2 separate regions of the Homo sapiens genome follow, and region 1 is linked to region 2. A link is an interaction called in ENCODE POLR2A ChIA-PET data of the cell type or tissue named here. Cell type or tissue: MCF 10A. All regions are shown on one strand.

Evidence for each region. ChIA-PET counts read pairs that join two places held together with the same protein. Peaks named below come from ENCODE experiments on the same cell type or tissue, not always from the same donor. Only the 100,000 strongest peaks of a DNase experiment are listed, where the experiment ranks them.
Region 1: POLR2A ChIA-PET joins it to region 2 with 5 read pairs; 3 of 35 experiments call an interaction of 5 or more read pairs at or near these places.

What each region holds. Positions count from the first base shown.
Region 1 is chr6:150,271,329-150,273,828 of GRCh38, forward strand. All of the region lies in intron 1 of LOC105378054 (a long non-coding RNA gene), which reads left to right. Among named protein-coding and RNA genes, the nearest start is that of IYD, 96 kb to the right of the region's middle. RefSeq lists a cis regulatory region at 31-1,063 and an enhancer at 2,262-2,500. In MCF 10A, no CTCF peak of the experiment used is centred here; DNase peaks (open chromatin) are centred at 1,453 and 1,803.
Region 2 is chr6:150,015,793-150,018,292 of GRCh38, forward strand. No RefSeq gene overlaps it. Among named protein-coding and RNA genes, the nearest start is that of RAET1L, 8.5 kb to the right of the region's middle. RefSeq lists an enhancer at 1,154-1,393. In MCF 10A, a CTCF peak has its summit at 1,301 (motif pointing left); a DNase peak (open chromatin) is centred at 1,289.

The sequences.
Region 1 (2,500 bases), 260 kb after region 2:
TCAGCAAGCCACTGCACCATTACAGGGCTCCAGGGTCCTACTCCTTAGCCACACTCCAAGGACCAGGAATAAGCCATTGCAAATGCTAGTTCCAGGAACACGCTGACCCAGCTGTGATCCAGGGATCAAAAGCTAACACCAAACCTGTTGGCTACAAAGCTTCCTGTGAGCCCTGCCTCCCTTTCTACTTAAATGAGTTCCTAATTCAAGGCTGCATGAGGGCCTTTGGGTGGCCATTCACAATCACAAGGAAACCTCAGTTGCAGGAGAGTCTGGGATATTCAGTTTGCAATATAAGAAAGCCCTTAGCAGAAGGTTGGGATAGATAAAGAGCTGCCATATTGTCACTGATAAACTGGGTTTTTTCACCACTTTGTGTCAGTCACAAAAAAAGAACATCCAGCTGGAAAAAGCAATCAGGCTTTATTCACTAGCCAAGGAATGGAGAAGGTGGCTCTCACTCGAAAGGTAGCTTCTTCCCAAACAATAGAAGGTGTGGGGTTTTAAGGACCAGGTGCAGGGCGAGAGAAGCGTGTTTGCATGTGCAGGGCGGGACTCCAGATATGCCTAATTCATAAATATATATGTTCATATATCACCTGTACACAAAATGGTGGAGATTTTCCTTTGGGGGAGGAAATTTTAGCATTATAATGATATGTTAATGATCTGAAGGCAACTAAGGGTCATCTATTCCGGTTTGTGCTGGTTTTGTGGCATCTTATCTTCCTCTGCTCTTTGGTCAGTGGTCAGTAAGCTCTGGTGCCATCCCAGGCCTTCTGGTTTCATTAAGCAGCTGTGCCTGTAGATAAAGGGACTAAAAGAAAATAGAAAAAGGAACTTTCCCAGTGACGTCATCAGGGCTGCCCTGGTAAAAATACTGGCTGCCCTGAAGAAGACCTAGATATTCCTTGTTCAGTGTATGCCCTGAAAGATCAATGCTGGAAGCTGGCAAGAGGGAACATTCTCACTAGCTTTCTATTTTAAACAGACATGATTTAATATATTTACCCAGAAAGGTCTGAGCACACATCCTCTACTCTACCTTCCTCCCCAAACCCCACATCCCAGCAAATCTGTACTCAAGGCATTCACAGTTTGCAGAAATGATTTGCTAATCCAGGCTGGGGCAAGCCCCAAGAGAAGAGCTGACAATGACCAGTTTTCTGGGTCAGAGGCACAGAATCGAATGGGCCAGAGGGAGCCCATTCATCTCCCTTTCTTCCTCTTCAAATGTTGCTCCCTGACCCTTTATCTAAGACTGGATGGTTGATGGTCAATAAAATTGAAGTTCCTAAGCTCCTAAAGAGGTTTATGGAAACCGGCGTTTAGCTGGTGTCTCAGTGTGGCTGGTTGGTTCCTAACCAGTCTCTGCTTCTAAACTTTACCTCCAGGGCCAGGCGGGTTCAGGCACGTTCCTGGCGGAAGGTGCTCTGATGCTGTGGAAGACAGTTTCTTCATGGATTCCAACTGCTTGATTTGTGGGAATGACTCAACCATGCCTGTTCTCCCCCACCTTTGATGAGGCATCTGACACTGAGTTAATTCATTTGCATGGTGTAGACTATAGTAAATCCAGTGTTGGGACACTGTGTCATCTTCTTTCTGATTATGATGGTAACAAACGCTTGCCATAGGAGACTGGAAAAATCTATCCTATAGGAATATTGGAAAATCTATCCTGTAGGAAGAAAGAAAAAACTCACCTAAACTTGTACCACACACTGTCAAATCTGGGCACTTTTCCTTCTTTTTGTCTTTTTCCCCCTAAAGCCACAGGCGTTTAAAAACAACCTGAGCATGAGTCAGCCTGTCTGTCCACATCTACATACATGTGATCGAGGCCCTCATCTTGCAGATACAGATCTATTCTCTTGCAGAGACTCAACCTTGGACAATATCATTGCTTTCCACTGCAATATTCATTACTCCATCAACAAATTTTTATTTTTTATTCTTTTGAGACAAGGTCTCACCCTGTTTCACAGGCTGGAGTGCAGTGGTGCAATCATGGCTCACTACAACCCAAACTCCTGGGCTCAAGTGATCCTCCTGCCTCAGCCTCCTTAGTAGCTGGGATCACAAGTATGCACCACCATGCCCAGCTAATTTTTTTTCTTTTTCTTTTTTTGTAAAGATGGAGGCCTCGCTTTATTGCTCAGGCTGGTCTCAAACTCCTGAGCTCAAGCAATTCTCCCGCCTTGGCCTCCCAAAGTGCTGGGATTATAGGCGTGAGCCACTGTGTCCAGCCAGAAAGTTCTATTTTGTATAGCTAGCTTAACAAAACTGCTGCAGTGCTAGCCCCTATTCTTAGTCTATTGCCCATCTGGCCTCCACTATCTGGAAGATAGACAGAAGAGCCCACAACCTTCTCCAGACAACAAAGAAACTGGCCGGTGAAATCATCAAGAGGCTAGCTGGCGTCTGGGGGGTGTGAGGGAGTGCATTGCATTAATGAAGTCTTTTTATTCTTGGAAAAGTGTTTGGACAAAGGCTGTGC
Region 2 (2,500 bases):
CCAAATATGGGTATTCTCAGAACTGCTAGGGAGCTGGCTAGTGTGTGTTTAGTGTGTTTATCAGCATGTAATGAGGTCCCAGGTGAAACCTAGGTCAAATCCAGGGCCATGTTGGATCCACTCATTCTTAGTCAGCTTGGTCCACATGCTGTTTCTCAGCAACTTATCAGCCCAGAGCCACTGCAGATATTTCAACAGATTTCTTTTGCTAGTCACCTGAAACTGCTGCCCAAAATTTTCTATTCTTTTGAGACCACCGTGTAGTATACCTGTCTCACTTTGGAGAAATGTCTATTCAAATTCCTTGCATATATTTAAATTGGGTTATTTCCCTTTGTAATATTGAGTTGGAAGAGTTCTTTATATATTCAGAATAACAGTCCATTACCAGATATATGATTTTCAATGATTTTCTCTCGTTCTGGAAGTTTTTTTTTAATCTTCTAATTGGAGTTCTTTTGGAAGCACAAAAGTTTTACATTTGCATGAAATGAAATTAAACTACCTTTTATTACGCCATTTGTGCTACTGGCTACAGGGAACGAGGGGTGGGCAGGAAGCCCCCTGGAGTCCCTGACTCCCTCCACAGCAAGTCAACCAGAAAATCAATTCAACATTCATACATGCATGTTATCTCACACACACACACACATGCACACACACAGAGACATGCAGGCACAATCTCTCACACACACTCACACCACACAGGCACACACATTCACAGAGACACACATACACAAATGCATGCAGAAATACAGACACAGCCATGCACATACACGGGCACACAAAAAGACACACAGAAACACATGGGAGAAACTGCGTGTCATCTTGAGAGTTGTCATGTCGAGCCCATCCTGCCCACACACCTTTCACCTTGGGGGCTGTCTCCCAGCTCATGAAGGAGTTCTGAAGCCATCAAGCAGGCAGTCACTGTGTGATCTGAAACACTCAGACAGCTCCTCACTCTGATCTATCTTCCTGGTCCCCTTGGGATGAAGCAGCGTCCTGTTGGTTTTCACTGCAGCAGAAGAGAATCCTCCCCCAGGGCAGAACTGCTGGGCCACCAGAGTACCCCTCTGCTCTTTGCCCTCAGGGCATCTTGATCTGCAGGGTGGGAGGAACTGCCCCAGTCCTCAGAAATGAACTCTTTATGGATTCCTCTTCCACCATGATGTCAATGTCTCTTTTGTCTTCTCTAGCCCTTGGCTGTGGATCCCAGGTTGTGTGCCAAGGAGCTCAGGGCACAAACTCGCTGTTGGCAAACCCTCTGGGCTTATTGAAATATTTGAAAGATGAACAGTGCCATCTGCTGGAAAAGACTGGAAAGTACCAGTCCAAGGTATTTCATAGTTCCAACATCAGACTATGCACCATTACAGGTTACAGGTATGCACCACCACATCTGGCTAATTTTTGTATTTTTAGTAGAGACGGAGTTTCACCATGTTGGTCAGGCTGGTCTCAAACTCCTGACTTCATGATCTGCCCACCGCGGCTTCCCAAAGAGCATTTTTTCATGTTCGTTGGCCACTTGCAGGTCTTCTTTTGCAAAGTGTCTGTTCACATTCTTTGCTTATTTTTTAATTGGAATTTTGTTCCTGCTTGTTGAGTTGTTTAAGTTCCGTGTAGATTCTGGATATTAGAGCTTTGCCAGATGCATAGATTGCAGATATTTCTCCCATTCTATAGGCTGTTTACTGTGTTGCTAATTTCTTTTACTGTGGAGAAGCGCTTTAGTTTAATGAGGTCACATTTGTCAATTTTTGTTTTTGGTTGCAAATGCTTTTGGTGTCTTCATCATGATATCTTTGTCAGGCTGTATGTCCAAAGTGGCATTTCCTAGGTTATCTTCCAGGATTTTTATAGTTTTAGGACTTACATTTAAATCTTTAATTCATGTCGAGTTATTTTACATATATGGTGAAAGGTAGAGGTTCAGTTTCGTTCTCCTACACATGGCTAGCCAGTTATCCCAGCACCATTTATTGAATTAGGACTCTTTCCTCATTGCTTTTTTTGTTGATTTTGTTGAAAGTTAAAAGGTGTGAAGGTTTCTTTCTGAGCTGTCTATTCTGTTCCACTGATCTAAGTGTCTATTTTGGTACCAGTACCATTCTGTTTTGATCACTGTAGCCTTATATTATAGTTTGAAGTCAGGCTATGTGGTGTCTCTGGCTTTGTTCTTTTTGCTTATGATTGTTTTGGCTATTTGGGCTCTTTTTTAACTCCAAAGAACTTTTAGATTAGATTTGTCTAATTTTGTGGAAAATGACATTGGTATTGATAGAGATAGTGTTGCATCTATAAATTGCTTTTGGAAGTATGGCCATTTTAGCTATATTGATTCTCCAACCCATGAGCATGAAATATTTTTCCATGTATTTGTTTTGTCTCTGATTTTTTTCAGCCATGTTTTGTAGATTCTCTTTTTCCACACAAAGTCTGGCAGAATCACTCATTTATTACTCCATATCATGGAGGAAAAATGAAATAACATTAA